Regions from separate parts of the Mus musculus genome. Here region 1 is linked to region 2. Evidence: chromatin loops called from intact Hi-C (ENCODE). Cell type or tissue: left cerebral cortex. All regions are shown on one strand. Links, peaks and the distances in the headings refer to the core of each region. The heading gives the core; the rest is flanking DNA.

Region 1 (10,771 bases), core at 1,235-9,234, 450 kb after region 2:
TGTGTGTATGCAGGAGGGCATGCACTTGTGTGTGTTTCTAGATGGCCGATCCATGTCCCTGACTGCCTCTTCTGCAGGCTCTGTGAGGACCCTTGGACCCTCTGACTCAAGTATTCTACAGTCCACAGTACCACTCGGCCTCTCCAGGGCACTTTTTCCAGTTTTCACTGAATGTCTTTCTTCTCCCAGGAACCCTTTTCCTGGAGCCTCTGGGAGCATGGCAACCTGCTGGGTAGTCAGTCCCGCACCTCGCAGACCCAGGTGTGCCCTGAGCTCCTTCCCCCTGCCTATCAGTTCTGGGAATACTTCTTTCTGATGTTCCCCCCTCCCCTCCTCTGCTTCTGGCCATAGTCTCTTTTCTTAAAGCTGTGATCAGCCAGCCACTCTAGCATCACAAGGGCAAGAGAGACATGTGCTGGGGTCTGGGCTCAGGTCCCACCTACCTGTCTCCTCTGACTGGACCTCCCCATTTTGTGTTTGCAACGTGGAGCAGACTGAGGAATAGCAGGCTCAGGAGATAGCTCAGTAGGCAGGCTTCCTTGCCTGAGTTGTGCTCCCTCAACCAATGTAAAAGGCTGGGCATGGCCCCGTGTACCTGTTACCCAAGCACTTGGAAGATGCAGAGACTAGAAGACCTTTGGAGTTTGCTGGCTACCAACCTAGCTCCAAGTTCAGTAGGAGACCTTATCCTAAGAGAATAAGACAGAGTGTGATAGCAAAGGAACCTGGTGTTCGCCTCCAGCTCCAGCACAGACAAGAACACATACACCCCCACATACATGTGAATACATTATACAAGCATGTGCACATGCGTGGGAACACACATATATCCACACTAGCTTTGGGGCCCCCTAAACTCCTGTAACACAGCTTTAGACCCAAATAGCAAACTGGGAGCCTCAGTTGCCCTATGATACCCCCCTCCAAGATTGAGAAAATGGATGTCAAGTGACTGTGTAGAATCTTCCCGTTCCGTGACAAGGAAACAACATGGCTGCTTGTTGCAGTCAGTGCTCCCAGCATGAGACCCCCAGGTCAAGACCTTCTGTTTTCACCAGAAGACCCCATCAAACACCAAGCCTCCAGGTGAAGAAAGGGATTATCAGAGAAGACAAATGACTTGCCCCAATGTCACCAGCTGCCAAGTGGCAGAGCTGGCTGTGATTCCAGATTGGAGTCCCCCCTGCCCTCAGAAACAAGCCATCCTCAACCTTTTTCTTTAGGGAGCACTGGAGGACTGATTGACCCCTTGGGCTCCTTACTCCCTAGTCTCGGCTTGTCTTCAGCCTCTCTGGTCCCCATCCCTTCCAAACCTCAAGCTCGGAACAGGAGTCTGTCCAGATGGGCGTTTGCTTGCCAGCCCCACCTCCAGCCGTGTGACCCTCCTAATGCCAAGGGCCACCAAACACACGGGGGCCAGAGAAGGTCTCCAGGCAAAACCAGGACAGGAGCCAAACAGTGGCTCTGCCCTTCTCTCACAACGGTGGCTCTGGGCTGGGCACTGCCCTGGGAGCCAGAAGGAGAGGCGGTGCTGTCCCTGGCTGATCCCCGGTGCACAGGTGTTCTCTACAGCCCAGGGAAGGGAGGAGGGGGGCTGGGCAGCAAGGCCGCAGGCGAAGAGCTGCGAAGAACTATCTGTTGTTTCCTCCTCGGGCTCCGGGAACAATTCCCCTTTGAGCTTCTTGGCTGAGGTAGCTGAGAGAGTCTTTCTCCAAGGCTGATCTTGACAGATTGATTTATCTGTTTCGGTAACTTGGCCTTCCTGAGAAAGTGAGGCTCTGAGCCAGGCTGCCTGGGGACCAACCTGGGGAGCTGGAGAGCCTGCTCTTTGGGCTCAAGAGCAGACCCTGGGTTCCTCTCCCTGCCCTTACTGGAACCAAGGAGGTGAGGGGCATTTCACCAACTGCAGCCTGGCATCTATAGGCAGGTGGCTCCACCTCAGTTCCCCAGCCCCTGCTCACACGTGGGTGTCTTTGGTCCCATTTTATACCTGGGAAGATCACTACCCAGGACCATAGGGAACAGAGGTAGAGAACCGGACAGGAACTCAGAGCTCTGCTTCCTCCATATCAATCCTCATCTGCCTCAAAGAGGACCTTAAACTTGAACCTCAGAGGGAAGCTTACCAGCATGGCCTCCCCAGCTGGGGCCCGGCCCTCCTGCCTGCCCTTCCCAACGTTCCCTGACTTAAGCTTCATGCTCCAGCCCAGACTTGCTTTGCCTTAGCGCGCGCGCACGCGCGCACACACACACACACACACACACACACACACACGCCCCATGCATACCCACTTGCTTGTCTCCCATCATTCTGTCCACACCCCAGGCAAGGCCAGGCACTGAGGGAGGGTTCCTATATGTTGGGAAAGGAAGGAGGGAGGAAATGAAAGATTGGAAGGAAGGAGAGAGGGTGAGAGAAGAGAGAGGAGGGCAAGGAAAGGTGTGAGGGGAGAAGGGGGAGGAAGGACAGAGAGAGTGGAAGTGACATCCCAGAATCCCTGAGCCCACCATGACGTCTGTACACTGGCTGCCTATAGCTTAAGTATCATGTTTAAGAGACAGGAAAAGAGCCCGATGCTGTCTTGAGTGGAGTCCTTGGACTCTGTCCTGAGTTTGGATACTGGTGTGAGGACAGGAAGCTGCCGTTTCTCTTTCCTCTGCACACACCCTAGCTGCCCTGGGCTATGGTCTGAAGTCTAGGCAGCCTCAAGTCCGTCCAGCCGAACTGCTGAGCTGAGGGTGTCACTCTGCCCACTTCCTGTCTGAGCAATGACATTGCAGGGTCAGGGGCACCTGGGACTGGCTGCCTGTTGCTCTCCTCTCTAATCCCAAACTGAATAGCCTGAGATGGTTTTAGCAGAGCCCCAGTCCTGCTCCAGCCACCTCTGTAGGAATCCACAGTCCCTCCTCAGAGGGGACACACTCATCCACAATGCCCTTTGACTCCATCAGCAGTGAGCTGGGTCCACAGCCACAGGCCTGGCAGAGCCCTCAGGCCCCCAGAACCCGGCCTGCTTGCTTCAACCTCCTGCACAGACCTAAGCTTTATTTCTGAAAGGGGAGTTCTCTGGGTAGCCAAAGCTGACCTCAAGCTGATATCCTCCTGTTTTTAACCCGGAGTAGTTGCCACGCCAGCTACAGCATGACCAGCTTTTTGGAGGTGTGTGTGTGTGTGCGCGCGCGCACAAAAACAAAAACAAAAACAAAAAATGAACTCTATCAGATGAGCCCACAGCCACGACATGCACCATGCATTCATACATCAGAAGCTTGCTATTATCTGGCTACAGAATCCAGGCCCACATACTAGCTGTGCAGACCCCAGGGCGACTATGCCCCCTCACTTGGCCTAGGAAAGGCCTGATGGCTGGCTCTGGGTTGCAGCATGTGCCCACTTCCAGCTCCTCAGATGTTACTGAGTGCAGACGAGACCTGTCATGGCCACTCTGCAATCCTACCTCTCAGATACCACAGTGGAAACTTCCGGGCAGACACCAAGTATGGCAATATTCTGCTCTGATGTCCCCATCATACAGACAAGAAGCATAGATTCTGAGAGATATCACCCTTCCCAGACTTCAGGTACCCTGAAGGAGTCCAGGTTTGGGATGTATCATGGGTAGGTTTTACTGAAACTGACTCTGGAGGTGATGGGAGGGAGGGAGGGGTGCATCATACAGACCAACCTAGCTCTGGCTGGCCGAGATCAGCCCAGGCCGGGCAGCCCACACACAGCATGCGGGGAAACAGCAGGCCTTACTGAGCTACCATGCACATGGACTCCTTATGCAGGTTTCCACACACAGAGAGGCTGGGCAAGCAGCTAACACTACCTCCTCCTGGGCACTGTGCAAACCGTAGCACATGAGCCAGGTCAACACTGACCTCACAGAAGTGACCGTCCTGCCAACACTTTGGTAAGGACTGTCCCAGGTTGAAGATGGTGGGTAGAGGATAATAATAAGATGCAAACTGGAGTTGGGACTCGGGGGGGGGGGATGTCGTGCATTCTACATAGCATTTAATAACAACGATAACAAGAATAGCAGCGCTTAGAGAAGACAGCTCAGTTGATGGAGTGCATGATGTGCAAGCATGAGCACTGGAGTTTGGGTCACAATGTCTGTATAAAAACCGATGGCTTAGCAGGGAAAGGCACTTGCTTCCAGGCTTGACAAGAACAGTTTGATCCCCAGACCCACAGGGTGGAAGGAGGGTGCTGATCCTACAAGTTGCCCTCTGACAGCCATGTACTGGCCATGGCAAACACATACCCTCTCTCTCACACACACACACACACACACACACACACACACACACACACACGCATACGTAAATGCACACTCACACATGCACGCATGCACACACACATATACAAAAAGTGTCCATACATATACACATGTGCACATGTAGAAAATATTAAAGCCAGATGAGGGTAGTAACCCACTTGGAATCCTGGCTTTTGAAAGGCAAAGATCCATGGTACAAACTGGTGAGCTGACCTACCTCAAATCTGAAAGCTCTGGGTTCAGCAAGAAACTCCATCTCATAAACCAAGTGGAGAGTGAACAAGGAAGACATGCAATGTCAACCTCTAGCTCCCACGTGCACCCATGTGTGTACACACAAGCACATGTACACTCATGCACACATACACACAACCCTTTTTCTAATTTTTTAAATTTACTTACTATTGTTTATGTGTACATGTGTTTTTATGTGAGTTTATGTGTATCACGTGCCTGTAATGCCTATGGAGGCCAAAAGAGGGCGTCGGACCCTCTGTTTCTGGAGTTACAGGCAGTTGTGAGCTGCCTGGTGTGGATGCTAGGAACTGAACCCAGGTCTTCTACAAGAGCAGTGTGCATTCTTACTAGCAAGCCATCTTTCCAGTACTGGCAAGTGTTCTGTAATATCAGCACTTGTTTTATAGGGTGTGGGATCACTGAGACAAAGAAGAGGTTATTTGACGTTTTCTATAGAAAACTGCTCTTCATCCAGCTAGGCCTGGAGGCTCTAAGCTGTACTCCCAGCTACTCTGGAAAGGAGAACCACAAATCTAAGGCTTGCCTGGGGTCCAGAGTGCGTTTAAAGCCAGTCTAGGCAACTTAGAGAGGCCTTGACTCGTGAAACTTAGGAGCAAGGAGGTGGTCCAGTTGATAGAGTGCCCAGCCCATATGGAGCCTCGGGCTCAGTCCTTAGAACCCTGTGCATAAGGAACGGTAGTGCTAGGCTGCAATTCCTGCACTCCAGAGCTGGAGGTGGGAGAATCAGGAACTCAAGCCCACCCTCAGCTATACAGCAAGGTCAAGGCCAGCTTGGGCTACATGTCTCAATAGCCCAAAATAGGGGTAGAGAGAGAGGTTCTGGGGACATAGCTCAGGAGTGTAGGACCTGCCTACCATACAAGAGGCACTAAATTCAATCCCCAGCTGTGGAAAGGAAAATAAACCATCAGGCCACACAGAGGCATTGGCAAAGTAAAAAGCAATTCTATTCGTGGGTTTTAAACTGTAAGGTGGTGGGTTCACCCATTGCCCTTTAAAAGCAAGAAGTTTCTGTTTACAAATCACATTCTCATGACCCAACCTAAAGTGTTCCTCAGGTCGGACCTGGGAGAAAATGAGAAGAGAAGCGCTTGGAAGAACCAGGACTTGGTTGGTGGTCACTTTTTTTCATCCTGCAGTGCTCCCCAGGTCGGCCTGAAATGTCCAGTGTGCCATCTTTCACTATCACCTTGACAGCATTTAACCAGTCTCCGTGATGTCACTCATTGGGCAGGGAGCTGCCAGCGACAGCCTGGTGAGGGGGCAATGCAGTGTCTGTTGCTTTGTGCAGATAAAGTAACCACAGAGGAAGGACCAGGAAGGGCCAAGGCCAATTGGTGAGGACAACACCTCCCTCTAGTGGTCCTATCAGACATTGCCGCTAGGCACTGTAGAACAAATGTGTTTTCTCAAGAGGTGAAATCGTTTTTTAAAAGGTGGAAGAGGTTAAGAGTATGAACTGTCCGACCCACACGCTTTAAGAAAGTTAAGAAATGTGCACTGGGGGAGAGTGCACGGTAGGTAGGGTACTTACTGTAAAAACATGAGGACCTGAGTTCGAGTCCCCAGCACCCAGTCAAAAGTACAGTGTGGATCTGTAACTGGCTTGCTGGGGAGCAGGAGGTGGCGAGAGGAGGATTCCCTAGAGGTCAGTGGTCGGCCAGCTTAACCAACTGGCGAGTTTCAGGTTCCGTAAGGGAGCCAGCCTCCAAAAACAAAGGGAAGAGCAATAGAAGAAAGTAGCCAGTGTTGATCCCTGACCTCCACACACACAGGCACACTTGCATATGTGCTCCACAAACCATCAACACACACACATTGACATTTTTAAATAATAAAATAAATCATTCAAGTTCTCACAATCATTTCAAACTCTGCGGAGCTTCCCCATGGAGAGAATCGTGCATTTTAGGAAAAGACCAGAACCTCCTGTGTGCAAGGAGCCAGCCCAGCCCTGGACAGCATCGGGGTCACACAGAGATGGCCTTGCTGGGCACACAGGCCAGCTTCCCTTCCCCGAGAGCCCTGCAAACCTTGAAGAGACCCTTCAATCCCAAGGCTTAATCAAGCCTCTGTGTGTGTGTGTGTGTGTGTGTGTGTGTGTCCAGGTGCACTTTGTTGTGTATAACTCTGTGGAGACCAGAGGTGGATGCCTGGTGTCCTCTATCATTTACTTTTTAGGACAGGGTCTCTCTCTAAACTTGGAGTTCCTTACTTCAGCTCTGCTGGCCAGCCAGTGAGCCTGGGATCCTCGTGTTTTGACCCCAGTCCCACAGCACTAGGGTTACCCACAAAAGCCTTTTTGTCAGGCTTTTACATGAGGACTGGGGATTTGAACTCGGGCCCCTAGGCTCCCATAGCAGGCACTTTGTCCACTGGGCTATCTCTCCAGCACTCAGAGCTCAGATTTCAGTCTCTAAACAACTGTTCTCACAACAGGAACCAAGTTCTTTAGAGAAATGGCTCATTCTGGTCAAAGAAAACTCAAGACGTATCCACTGGGGCTGGAGATATGGCTCGGTTCATACACACACTGGCTGTTTTTGCAGAGGCCCTGGGTTCCGTTTGCAGTACTTACATGGTTCCGTTCCCAGGAGATCCGATGTCCGCCTCTAGCCTCTGAGGGCACTTACAACTGTGGTGTACGTGCACACACGCCTGTAAGATAAAAACAAATCTTAAAAGGAAAATAAAATTTCATTTCTGTGGTGGATAAGTGCATAGACTATGTCATCTTAGTTAAAGTGTGGAATCCGTTGTGAAGCCCCACTGCTCCCATCGGATGCCTATCTGACTGTTTAGACGTCCATTGAGTTGTATAGTCTTTGGCTCTGGTTAACTTCTGTGTGTAATGTTTTCATTTGCAATGTTTTTATAACACAGTTTAAAAAGAAATATAATAAATAAAAAATATCTACGACTTTGTACAGATACCAGCTAGTTAAGGAATAAGTGGATATATTGGAGAAAAAGCCAGACTGGTCCCCAAAGAAGTTTATATAATAAATGTGGAAGGAGGCTAAGTTTCTAACAGTCACTAAACACCTTGAGAATTGTTTCAAGCAAGAATCATTAATGGGTCTGCAAAATGGCTCAGTGGGTGAAGGAGCTTGCTGCTAAGACTAGCAACCTGAGTTCAATCCCCAGGACAACACAGTGAAAGGAGAGAACCGATTCCCACAAGTTGTGCTCTGACTTTCACAGATGTGCTGTGGAATGAATGAATGAATGAATGAATGAATGAATGAATGAATATAAATAATGTTTTTTTAAAATAATCATCAGGCTGGACAGATGACTCAGCCATTCGAGGCTGGCAGCCAAAATGTCAAAAAGGGACCAACAGTGGACATCAGTAGACATGAAAGGCTGCAAGCAAAAGTATGATAAGCAATTTAGTTTCAAATTTTCTCACCATAGATACTTTATTAACTATAAAGGGGGGGGACACAGTATCTTTATATGAAGAAACTAGACATTCTGTGTCAGGGATTAGCACAAAAAAGTCCCTTTCACAGACTTTCTGCCCGAAGTGCTTGAGCTAAATTGGATTCTCTCTCTCTCTCTCTCTCTCTCTCTCTCTCTCTCTCTCTCTCTCTCTCTCTCTCTCTCTTTCTTTTCCTCCTACTCTTCCTCTTCTTCTTTAGTTTTTTTTAAGACAGGGCTTCTCTGTGAAGCAGAGAACTCAGAGATACGCCTGCCTCTGTCTCTTGAGTGCTGGGATTAAAGACATGTGCCAGCACTATCCAGCTATATTGCATTTTTAAAAAAGATTTATTTATTTCTATTTTGTGTGTAGTGTATGCATGCAGATATGTATATGCACCACATATGCGCCTGGTACCCAAAGTCAGAAGAGGGCTTCGAACCCCCTGGAACCGAAGTTACAGATGGTTGTTAGCCACCACACAAATGCTGGGAACCAAACTTGGGTCTTCTGCAAGAACAACACATGCTCTTAACTACTGAGCTGTCTCTACAGCCAGGCATAAGCCAAGTTAATCTAGAGGAGACATCATATAAAACCCAACCGAGCATGCACTGTGTAAAATAACTGGCTGGTACACTTTTAAAATAATAATAATGCCCAGCCTGGTGATATAGGCCTTTAATCTCAGAACTCTGAGGACAGAGGGATGCAGATCTCCATGCGTTCAAGGCCAGCTGGGTCTATATAACAAGTTCCTGGTCAGTTAGGGCTACATGGTAAGATCCCATCTCAAAAAATGGTGATGACAAAGACTATGATGATGATGGTGACTATGATGCTGATGATGCTGACAAGGATGATGCCCAAGATGATGATGATGATGATGATGCCCAAGATGATGATGATATAGCATGCCTAAAACTCTAGGCTCCATCCCAGCACAGTATAAACAGGGCATGGCGGTGCACACATGCAGTCCGAACACTCAATGATCAAAAGTTCAAGGTCATGCATGACTACAGAGCTACATAGTGAGGGTAGCCTGCATTACACGAGCTCCTCTCTCAAAAACGATTAAAACTAAAAAATGACGATGATAATAACGATAATAATAACAATAACCCTAACAATACCTGTTTTTAACTATCTAGCAAGACTTCCAGCAGAAAGTGGGAAAGAGCAGGCCAGGCTGAGATACAACCCAAGGATCAGACGCAGTCATCAGTGTTAATTTCCTGGTGCTGATGGCTGTGTTGCCGTTATGTAAGATGTTAACATCCAAAGAATGTGGGCAAAGAGCACACTGGGAATTCTTTGTACAATCTTTGTAACTTTCCTGTAGGTCTGAAGTGATTTCAAAGTGAACATTTCGGGGGAGGAGGTGGAAATTTGGAGACTTTGCAGATGCCTCCCTCAGCCACTTGGAGAAAAGTTCGTTTGGATCCAGCTCAAACTGGACACGACATTCTCCTTTCCACAGACAGAACGCCTAAGAGCCAGGGGCCAGCTGCAAGGGAATGTTCTTAGGCCGATGCATGTGCAAGCAAGCCGAGGGCTGGGGCTGCTTCCCCGGGAGGGGGGCTGGGGCACAGGTGGAGGGGCCCGACCAGGGTCCCGGGTGGGTGCCGCTGAGGGCCAGACAAGGAGCCCTCTGCAATTTTGATTCTACTTGGTCTAGGTTCAAAATTCTCCACTTTATAAAGCAATGCCCCAGAAGGCCGGGGAGATGGCCAAGTTGGTAAAGTGCTCAACTCTGCAAGCCCAAGAACTTGAGTTCCACCCCCCACGCCCAAGCAAAAGCCAGGCTTGGTGGCGCCTGCTTGTAATCACAGTGCTGGAGCGGTGGAAACTGGAAACGGGTGAACAGTCAGAGTTTTACTGCCACTTCTGCGAACTGGGAAGGCAGGTAAATGTGAGAGACCCTGTCTCAAAATATAAGAGATGTCTCAAAATGTGAGAGATGGCTCAGTGCTTAGGAGTGAAAAAAAAAAAAGGTGGAAAGAAATTGAGGGAAGACACTCAGGTTGGACCTCTGGACTTACGCACACATTCACACTCATACTGGACTCACATACACACATTCACACACACGTTCATGCTCACACACGTGCACACACACTCACACCCCACACACGTTCACACACGTTCACATACACACACAGTTCTTGGGGCAAGGTCTCAGCCTGAACAGGAGGAACCACAGGGAGACGCGGACCCGCCCCCTGACAAGCTCCTCCCACCCTGTCCGCTGCTCTTGCCATCCATCTGCAGGCCCCAGACCATTTCTGGGCTATCCCGGAGCTCGCCTTGACTCTTTTCCCAACTGGCCCCAGAGCCTCCTAAATGTACACATTGGCTGAGTTCTCAGTCTTCCTATCCACCCTGCTCCCTTAGGGATGGAGGACCTCAGGCCTGGGACTGCTTGTGCTAAGTGGTCCTCCTCCTCAAGCCAGGATGGACACTGGAGGGTGAAATAAGATTCCTGCTGTCCCTGTAGCCTTCAGGTGGGAGGCCCTGTGCACACAAAACCAAAGCCACCTCTTTACAGTACCCAACCTTCTCTGTAGGGCAAAAACTAATTCATCCTAAATTCCCAAGACACTCACAATCATGCCCACCCCGTGAGAAGCCACCTTTGGTCTCCAGTGGCCTTTGTATTCTAGAAGCTGATTGGTAAGAGAACTCGAATGCTCCTGCTTGGATAAAGAAGGGGAGCTGGAAAATTACGTCAGTGCCTCCCATCTCCTCGAGGGCTAAGGCCTCAGGGAGGGCTACCCTGAAGGCCGAGATATTA
Region 2 (10,771 bases), core at 1,340-9,339:
TAGTTTCTAAGAAAGCTTCTTGTCTTTTCATTTGGCAGGTATCATGTTCATTTGTTGTTTTGTGTTGTTTTACTTTGGTTGTGTAGACAGGGTCTCGCTGTGGAGCCCAGGATGGTCATAACTCCCAGCAGTCTTCCTGCCGCAGCTTTCCAGGGGCTGGATTTTCAGTCATGAACCATTGAGTCTGGCATAGACTTGTTCTGACAGGTTTTCTGTTTGGTTGGCTTTGGTTTTGAGTTGCTAGGGGTCATAACCAGAACCTTGGACTGGGAATGGTGGCATGTCTTTAATCCCATCACTCTCTGAGCTGCAGGCAAACTAAGGCTACATGGTGAGGCCCGTGTCTCACTCAGCCACTGAGCTATGTCCCCAAGACCCACTAAGTTTGTTCTATAGAGACCCCGAGATAACAGATACTTCACCAATCAGTTCTGCTGGTGCTGCGCAGCATCATCAGAGGCAGCACTCAGCATCGTTGCATTCACTGCAGCTGATTCACAGTGCTGCTTCCCAGCTCTGAGCACAGGAGAGTGCTGCCTGCAGTCCATGGTCTGCAGCACTAGCAGCCACTCAGGCAGCCAGCACTTGAGGACATTGTGTCAAGTTGTCCACAGGGCTGCAAGGAGATTGTGGGTCTCAGCTGTGAAAGACTTGGACCTATTATTTGATCCATCTCTTGACCATCCAGTTGACTGGAAATTTGCATACATGTATGTAATAAAGAATGTGGGTTTATAGATCACTGATGCTTTTTTTTTTTTTTTTTTTCTGGAAAAAAATGAAACTTGGGTTTGGATGGTCAGGATGAACTGGAAACATTCCTATTCCAGGATAGGGAACTTGGTTTGCACTGTGGAGACTTGGCCTGAGCTGTGTTCTGCTGTGTGCACTTCTGGTGGGACTGCTTATCTTCTTCTTTATGGCGTTGTTGGGGGTGATAGCCACTAATTCTCAGGATTCCTTCTTATCTCTCTCTGTGTGTGTGTGTGTGTGTGTGTGTGTGTGTGGTTTCATGGAACTCTGTGCTCTTTCTGTGCTCACATCTGGATACAATAGACGATTATGAGGATTCACCAGCTCTTTTGTGTTTACCTTTTCTACATGTTAAGCTCTGCAGTAGCTTTGAAACTGTAATTTATTTTTGTATCACATGCACTATATTCAGTGACTTCCTGTTGTATGTATTAGAAGCACTGCAGTGAACTGTGAGTTGTCTGTACACTGAACAAGAACTCTAGGTATGACCCATTGCAATAAAACTTCCATGAGAGTTCATGTTTTATGAGCTGTTTCTTGAGCATGAATGGCCCTGGCTAAATTGTTAAGTCCGAGCCACTGTTTATTGTAACCAAATGGACTAAATTGCAGCCCTGATACAGTGTTGGGGATTTGTGTCAGTGTGGGTGTGGGAGATTAGGAGTGGAAATGTTTCCAAAGGCCAGAACCCTCCTTGGTGGCTGGGGAGATAATTCAGTGAGTAAGCACTTGCCGCACAAGTTCACATCCCCAGAGCCCACACAAAGCCAAATATGGTCGCACATCTATAATCCCAGCAGTGACTTACACAGGAGGCAAAGGCAGGAGAATCACCTGAAGCTCCCAGGCCTGGCATTTGCACCAGGACATATGCAGAGATAAACGACAGACCCTGCCGCAAGGAGGGTGGCCAGAATCTACACATGAGCTTGTCCCCTGACCTCCACTTACACACAACACAAAGGTTTTGTTTTGGTTTTGTCTTTTTTTGGTTTTTTGAGACAGGGTTTCTCTGTATAGCCATGGCTGTCCTGGAACTCACTCTGTAGACCAGGCTGGCCTTGAACTCAGAAATCCAACTGCCTCTGCCTCCCAAGTGCTGAGATTAAAGGCATGCACCGCCACTGCCCGGCTACACATAGGTCTTTTGAAGTTATTGGTAGGTGAGCATGATAGTACATACCTGTAATCCCAGCACTAAGTGTCAGCATAGACTATCTAGCAACACTGTCTTGACATGAAAAAATTCTGATTGTCATACCTAGCCTACTAGCTTAGCGTCATGCTAAGGGACTCAGGATAGTAGATACATATCTGGGACTTGAGTGTGTACTGCTCACTACCCACAAACACAGAGTAAATCATCTCTGACTGCCCTCTGAAAGTGCGCATGCCGTGTGACTCTGGCAGGGGGTGGTCAGGCCTCCTCCTATTGTACCCCAGTCCCTCCTGTGAACAGAGTGACTGTCCAGGTCGTTTGGCAGGCTTTTCCTGGCCAAGACACAGCACCACACAGGTAGCAAGGCTCCCAGGAAAGTCACACCATCTCCCATCCCCTCTTCTCCTGGAGAAAGGTGGGCTTTTCTAGGCTTTCACCTGTGCTGGAAACTAAAGAAAATAGCTGACAAAAAGTAAGCAAAAGCCATTTTGACTTAAGCAGGACAACCTGTGGGAAAAGCGAATTGTTCTCCATAGCCACAGGAAGCTGTCATGGGCAGAAACAAAGTGGGTGTTGGTGTGGACAGGTTTCCACCCAGCTGTTAGGAGTCAGAAGGCGGGGCTTCTGCCCAGGCTGTGCTTCCCTGAAAGAAAAGGGAGTGGATGCTCAGCTAGAAAACATTTCCCAAGTCCCGGGTGGGCTTCACTGACGGAGCCTGCAGGTGCTTTGGGAGGCAGAGCCTACACGGGTGCTGAGGTAGCAGCTCTTGGGTCAGTTATGATCAGAGGCCCAGGATGATCTGTTCAAAGAGCATCCACCTCCCCATGCTGAGGTTGAGTGGAGACTGGTAACAGTATCTCTTACCCCCAACAACAGGGAGCACAAATGTCCTAGGCCAGATTAACAGCCATCTAGCTCATGCTCCTAGGCTAGCAAGATGTTGGGAAGGAAGAAACTGAGGACGAGCTGCCCTGGCTCCTCCGGGCTGAAAAGTTGGCTCGGGTAGTTGAGTGTTTACCTAGCATAGAGTCCAAAATTCCATCCCCAGTACCATTAATCCAGGCAAGGAAATGAGTGCACTTAACCCCAACACATGGAGGTAGGAGCAGAAACATCAGGCACTCAAGTCATCCTTGACTACATAAGGACTTTAAGGCCAGCCTGGGCTGCATGAGAGTGACACACACTCCACACCTCCACCCCACATGCACAAAGAAGGATGGACCCTCAGTGTATAGATAGGAAACAGCTCCAAAGAGCGACAGGGACTTGTCTCAAGCCTACGGCTCAGATCTTGAGACTCCAGCACATTGACTCACTGCTCTCTAGCTCTTGTCTGCTCCCATTGGTACTGCTTGTCGCCTGGAAGCAGAGCTGCAGCTAAGTCCTACAGCTCAGTTGCTGTGCCACAGAGTCCCTTCCTATGGGGATTGGAATCATTGTCAAAGCAAAGCACACTTCCACACACAGATCTGGGGGATGTATGTATGTGTGCCTTCCTTTTGGATGTCTCCTTCTCTCTCCCCGGTGGACAGCCAGCACTCCCCACCACAGTATGTTCTCTCCATTATTGCCGTGCTCCCAAATCCCCAAATAAGAGTTCTAGGTAGCTAAGTACTTTAATTCCAGCACTCAGGAGGCAGAAGCAGGCCGGTCTCTGAGTTTGAGGCCATCAAGTTCCAGGACTACATAGACCCTGTCTCAAAAACAGAGAGAGAGAGACCAGACAGACAGACAGACAGACAAACAGATGGAGGAAGAGATCCATCCATCTTCTGAGAGGCTCTACCAGCAGCTGACTAAGACAGACGCAGCTGCTCACAGCCAACCATTGGACTGAGGTCGGGGACCCCTATGGGAGAGTGAGGGGAAGGATTGAAGGAGCTGAAGGGGACGGCAACCCCATAAGGGGAACAACAGTGCCAACCAACCCAGAGCCTTCAGAACCACCAACCTAAAGAGTATACACACATGTGGGGTCACACCCCACACCCTCCATTCTGTAGCAGATTATGTACTGCCTTGTCTGGCCCCAGGGAAGGGGAATGCTGGGGGTGGGGGAGAACACCCTCTTAGAACCGAAAGGGAGTGGGGATAGTGTGAAGAACTCTGGGAGGGGGGACCAGGAAGGGAGGCAACATTTGGAATGTAAAGAAATATGATAATTTAATAAAAGCCATAAAGTTAATTCAGAAAATAATACACACACACACAAGGTTCCGTGTTCAAGACCACCCTGCTCCTGACTGGAAGTCCTGTTTCAGATTACAGACCTACAAACCTGGTCATATGGGAGATTTGCACATAATTTTAACACACTTACTAATCTTTTAGGGACCTTAGGCTAGCAGGTCTGATCACTGGGTAGAACTGTTAAGTGGGCCAGAGAATCAGAGGGGTCTGCTGTTAAAGAGAAATCCAGTATAAAAGAACTGGCCTCTGTTGGCAGAAAGCGTGGAAAGGCTGAAGAAAAGCAGACAGATCCAGGATTACAGGGTGCAATTTTATTTGGGCTCAGAGAAGCCTGGTTCAGAGCAGCAACTTGGACCAGTGGATCCCTAAAACTCAAGTCAGAGAATGAAGCTGGAATGTACTTAGTTTATCTCAAGCTGATATCAAGGGTGCCAGGCACATTCCTGATGCCGACAGGACTAGAGTCTGGTTACAGAATTCCACACACCACTATGGGGCGGGGGGGGGGGGGGGAGGGGTGTTTATCTATACAGTGATTCCCAACATGTGGGTCATGACCCCTTTGGGGTTGTGTAACAGATATCCTGCATATCACATACATTACAATTCATAACAGTAGCAAAATTACAGTTTTTGAAGTAGCAATGAGGTAATTTATGGTTTGAGGTCATCACAACAACTGGGCTGCAGCATTGGGAAGGTTGAAAACCACTGCTCTAGAATACGCCGAAACACTGCCGGGGAATGGGGGGGGGGGGGATCATAGGGTTACTCAGAAGCCAACATGACTGTTCAGCACAGCTGCAGTCCAGTCAAACCGGGTCCCTACACAGTTCTCAGAGTATCAAAGTTCATGGCTAACAATGTGAAGTCACATGGCATTTGGAAGCCAGCCATTTAGAGGATTGCTGAATTACAGAACACAGAGCCTGTCAGAACCTGGTTACTCTTCCCTTCTGCCTGGTCTATGTAACATGGGGGTGCTTATAATGACCCCTGCCCCGTAGGGTGGCAAAGACTGAGCGTGTGCTGTAGAAAGGGCTGCACACCAAGTGGAGAGGTGGTTCATGAGAATCACCAACAACCACTTAGCTGGGTGTAGTGTATGTGTGTAACCCCAGTGCTGGGGCCTTGCTCCCCAGCCGGTCTAGCTGACGTGGCAAGCTCTCTGTTCAGTGACAAACCCTCTCTCAACAAATAAGGAATAAGTTGACTTCTGGCCTCCACACACAGGCAAGTGTGTACACATTAGACCACACGGTGGTGGCTTGATGTACAGTGTCAACTTGGTTCCCAATTGAAAATACTGTTTAGGGAGGCTTAGGAGGTAGGGCCTTGCTGGAAGAGATGTGTCACTGGGGGTGGGGGTGGGGGCGTTGGAGGGTTTAAAGACATGGCCAGTTTTTGAGTTTGCTCTCTCTTTCTGCTTGGGATTTGAGATGTGAGCCCTCAGCTGTTTCTGCTGCCACAATTCCCTGCTATGGTAGATTCTAAACCCTCCAGAACTGTAGGCCCAAATAGATCCTTCTATAAATTACTTTGTTCATGGTGTTTGGGTTTTTGTTTTTTTTAAGTATTTATTTATTTAATGTATACGAATGCTTATCTGCATGTATACCTTTGTGCCAGAAGAGGGCATCAATCCACATTCCAGATGGTTGTGAGCCACCATGTGCTTGCTGGGAATTAGACTCAGGATCTCTGGAAGAGAGACCAGTGCCCTTAACCACTGAGCAATCCCTCCAGCCCCTGCCCATGGTGTTTTATTACAGTACCAGAAGTTGGTACCAGAGAATGGTCTGTTGCTGTGACACACCTGACCATGCTGGGTTTTTGTTTTGTTTGTTTTCGAGAAATGTGGAAGGCTTTGGACCTCAGAACTGAGAAGTGGCAGAACTCTAAGAATGCTTAATGACCTTTGGGGGCCCAGCTCAGGTGGTTTCCAAGGAAAGCAATATTAACAAACTGAGCTTGTCATAATTTGGGTTTCTATTGCTGTGATATAAGATCACTAATAGGGCTGGAGAGATGGCTCAGTGGTTAAGAGCACCGACTAAAGGTCCTGAGTTCAAATCCCAGCAACCATATGGTGGCTCACAACCATCTGTAGTGAGATCTGAAGCCCTCTTCTGGTGGATCTGAAGACAGCTACAGTGTACTTACATATAATAATAAATAAATCCTGGGCAGTGGTGGCGCACGCCTTTAATCCCAGCACTTGGGAGGCAGAGGCAGGTGGATTTCTGAGTTCGAGGCCAGCCTGGTCTACAGAGTGAGTTCCAGAACAGCCAGGGCTATACAGAGAAACCCTGTCTCGAAAAACCAAAAAAAAAAAAAAAAAAAAAAACCCAAAAAAAAATCTTTAAAAAAAGGATCACTACTACAAGCAGCTTGGGGAGGAGTTTATTTGACTTAAATATCCTAGAGACTTAGGAGGTGTGGCCTTGCAGGAGGAGGTAAGTCACCGAGCGTGAGCTTTGAGAATTTTAAGTCATTTTAAGCCATTTCAAGTTTGCTCTGTTGCTGGCTTGTGGTTTGAAACTGTAAACTCTCAGCTGTTCCTGCTGCCAGGATTCCCATATCTTCCTGGAACCATAAGCTCAAATAAATCCTGAAGGGTTCTAGCAGGCTCAGGCCTGGCAAACGTGTCTGCCTTGCTAAAACCCATTAGATTGCATCCCTAAAGCTATTCCAAGGTCAATTCCTTATTTGGCCACTTCTTCCTCCTGAGGCTGACAACCAAGGTCCATCTATCAAAGTACTGAAGTCCAGCAATCAAAAGAGTCCTTTGGGTCACCTAACTAACATGCCCAGTTAAAAGTAAACACCTCATCTTAACGTGGGGTTTCCCCTTGTACCTTTATAAACTACCATTTTCCTGTGGCCCACCTCTGGCTTCTCTATTCAGAGGCAGTCCTTTCTCCTCCACCCCAAGACAAATACCCTTCCCCTTCTCCCGCATCCTCTGTCTTTGTCTCTTATTCCTGCCCTCTGTCTCTCTGGGGCAAATACATCTTTGTGCTGAGAACTTGGTCTTTGGGCTCCTAAGCCGATACTGTTCCTTTCGAACACTTTCTTCTGTAAGTCGCCTTGGTCTTGTTTAATCACTGCATCACTGCAATAGAAAAGTAACTAAAACACACACACACCGAGAGAGAGAGAGAGAGAGAGAGAGAGAGAGAGAGAGAGAGAGAGAGCTACACAGTTAATATTTCATATTAATTTCATTTTTTTCTTTCTTTTTTGGTTTTTTGAGACAGTGTTTCTCTGTGTAGCCCTTGCTGTCCTGGAACTCACTCTGCAGACCAGGCTAGCCTCGAACGCAGAAATCTGCCTGCCTCTGCCTCCTGAGTGCTGGGATTAAAGGCATGCGCCACCACTGCCCAGCTAATTAGATTTCTTTTAGGAGGTGGAGGCATGTCTCATGACATCCACATGTCAACTCTCTCCATCCAACATGTGTATCCCAGAGCTTGAACCCAGGCTGAGCGCGGTGGCAGTGCCTTTACCTACAGAGCCAACCTTCTCGTGGCCTGAGTGCTTCATGCACTGACCTGGTGATTTCCATATTGGATAGATGCAGCCACCACTCACAAGGGCCTGATGTCACCTGCAGAGACTGCCTGAGTCACCTCTCCTGTACATTCCTGACTCTCCCCTCGGGGTTTCCTTACCCTAAGTACGTGATCTCATCCCTCTGTGATAAAAGCAGAGTGTCACAGTCAGGAACATTCCCAGCCGTCCTTCTTGCAGCCCATCCTGCAGGGTGCCTTCCCTGTACCGCCTCAGTACTGTCTTGGTGTGGCACTGAAACCTTTCCACCTGCTTCTGATGTACTATCACAAGCCGTGTCTTCTACCTCTCCTTCATAGACACAACTCTTGGATTTGTGTTTGGTTTTGTTTTTTTGTTTGTTTGTTTGTTTTGTTTTGTTTGGTTGGTTGGTTGGTTTTTCGAGACAGGGTTTCTCTGTGTAGCCCTGGCTGTCCTGGAACTCACTTTGTAGACCAGCCTGGCCTCGAACTCAGAAAACTGCCTGCCCCTGCCTCCCGAGTGCTGGGATTAAAGGCGTGCGCCACCACTGCCGGGCTTAGACACAACTCTTGAAAGAGTTGCTCTCTGTCCCCTGACTCCTGAAACCCTGACCAGCCTTGCCTAGCCTCATGGTAGCATTTGCTGGTCTCTGCCTCCCTTTTGAGGAGCAATGCTTGGGCTTGTCCCATTTCTGCCTGAAAGTGACGCCCATCCCTGTTGCTTGGGCAGAGCAAATCACAAAGGTGTGTCTGTATTCAGAAAGGTGGGGCAGGGGCAGAGCACCAGCTGACTCCATAGTGTGCCTCTCGGGCTTCGCACTACGTGTCCCTGTTCCCCTGCCTGTCTGACGATAGTTGGCTTGCTTTGTTAACTCCCTCCTCCAAGGCAACGCTGATCCCTGTTCTCACTCCTGTGCTCCTGAGGTTTGGTAGGTAGCTCACATGACTCCAACACATGTCCATCAGCTCTCCAGTCTGCATCTCCCCTGCCCTCCCTCTGGTGCCTGTTTGGGTGTAACATGAACAATTCGGTGTCAAGAGGAGCAGTTTTTCTGTTAAAGGCAGTCATCCCTTGTTTCCCTGACCTCCCTCCTCCCCTCTGTGCTGATTACCAGTTGCATTAGATTGGGCATCAAGTTCCCACCAATAAAATGAGACCCAGTCACCACCTACATCAGGGATAAAAGACAGCGTTCATCTTGGTGAGTGTGTTTGGTAGCCTGGTTTGGGTTCTGGCTCTATAGAGTTGCCTTAGCAAATTGCTTTCATTTTGTTCGTGTGTCACTTAGCGCAGCACCAAGATGACACAATGACACAAAACAGCACTCAGTTCTGTGAACAAGAGATCCCCAGGAGCTGCCCCTTCTGCTGCCCCTTCTGCAGAGCTAATTAGCTTCCATGCTGTGGAGTGTCCAAAGCCCAAATACAGTTTAACCTGGACTATATTTTTAGTCACCTAAATAGCCATTCCTTGTCCACCTCTTTTTTAGATCTAATAGCCTGTAACAGATTACACACCTTTAATCCCAGCACTGGAGAGACCAAGCCAAGTGGATCTCTGTCAGGCCAAGGCCAGCCCTGTCTACATTGGGAGCTCCAGACTGGCTTGGGCTACATTGAGACCCTGTCTCAATAAAAAGGGGTTGAGAGGATTTAGCTCAGTGGTAGAATAGAAAGGGGAGATGTTTTAATCAAACCAGAGTTGCCATTAACCAAAAGGCTAAGCATCACCAGACAGCGTCTGAGGCCTACAATGGAGGTCCCCACATTGCCGTAAGATGTCTCCACAGTATATTTGAAAAATGTCTTGACTTATGTCTATTACTGTAAAAATGTCACATAACTGATTCCACATTGGAACATGGGTTTGGACTTGACCTTAATCCATGTTTCTGGGCATGGTCACTCATGTTTGGCTTTTCAATAAACTGTCCCTTTGAGTAAACGTTGTGGATTTCAAACAAAATAAGAAGTTATAGTGAAACAGGAGAGACCGTGGCCTACAAATACAGATTCATGATACCCCAAATACCATGTTCCATCATGATACCCCAAATACTGTGTTCTACCATGGTAACAGTTTTGTGTATTCTTACAGTTAACAATCAAGGCATTTTTTTTAAAAATTCATGTTTCTACCAAGCAGACAGTCTCTGCTGTCAGCCTTAGATGCTATCAGGTGACACTCTTTGCCTTTGGGTTGATGAGAGGGAGAAATCTGTGTGTACATTCCAAAGGATTTACCTAATAGTCACAAGGATATTAGGTCAGACACAGAGGTGAACAATACATGGCTGTTGGAGCCTAACCTCTCCAGCCAACATGAATGTCTAACAGAGGCCTACGTGGGCTGCCTCCCTGAGCCCCAGATAACATTGATTTTGTTGAAAGGTATTCACCAAAGAGGCTATTCAGACATGGGTTTAAGCCAGTAGAAACTCTATTAGTCAGCCAACAGCTACACTGGGTGTTTGAGATCGCAGTCTAGCCCTGAGCCTTCCTCATGGTGTGCTTTTAAGAATAAAAACCATGTTGTGGGTTGACACACTTCAGTTAACAAGAAGAGTTAGCCAGAAGCAGAAGTACAGAAGCCATAGAGCAAGGTTGGTACATTTAGAGACTTTGGCGGGTGGTGCTCTGTGTGTGTTGAGATTTACAGACTGAGTGGCACCTTTGTCATGCAGCCAGCTGTGCTAAGGTCTGGTGCCTGTTACAGATATGCCTTAATTCTTTTACCTCCTCCTCTGCCTATCAGTCTTTGGTGCCTTTTAAATTATCATGTACACATGTGTGGGCTTGAGGTGTATGCACAAGGACAAGACTCCCAGACCTCCACCTGATGTTTGGCTGTGGGTCTCTGCATCTGTTTCCATCCACTGCTGGATTAAGCCTCTCTGATGACAGGTATGCTAGGCTCCTGTCTTCAAGCATAACAGTATCAATTATAGTATCAGGGGTTGACTCTCCTACATGGGATGGGTTTTAAGATGGACTAGTCTTTGGTTGACCGTTCCCTCAATCTCTGCCCCATCGTTATCCCTGTTCATCTTATAGGTGGGACAGATTTTGGGACGAAGCTTTTGTGGATGGGTTGATGTCCCCCTCCCTCCTCTGAAAGTCCTACCTGGCT

The links. A loop is a pair of places that touch in the nucleus more often than their neighbours do. Peaks named below come from ENCODE experiments on the same cell type or tissue, not always from the same donor. Only the 100,000 strongest peaks of a DNase experiment are listed, where the experiment ranks them.
Region 1: it touches region 2 in a loop (4-fold over the local background); 6 of 42 quality-filtered maps call a loop at or near these places.

The regions. Positions count from the first base shown.
Region 1 is chr1:119,089,039-119,099,809 of GRCm38, reverse strand. No RefSeq gene overlaps it. Among named protein-coding and RNA genes, the nearest start is that of Gm41934, 32 kb to the left of the region's middle. In left cerebral cortex, for the core only: a CTCF peak has its summit at 5,915 (motif pointing left); a DNase peak (open chromatin) is centred at 5,901.
Region 2 is chr1:119,535,536-119,546,306 of GRCm38, reverse strand. It overlaps Epb41l5 (erythrocyte membrane protein band 4.1 like 5), which reads left to right. Exons shown (of 25, transcript NM_145506.4): 25 at 1-1,274. It overlaps 3830432H09Rik (RIKEN cDNA 3830432H09 gene), which reads left to right and starts at 10,142. Exons shown (of 4, transcript NR_126486.1): 1 at 10,142-10,244; 2 at 10,397-10,545. In left cerebral cortex, for the core only: a CTCF peak has its summit at 5,736 (motif pointing right); no DNase peak of the experiment used is centred there.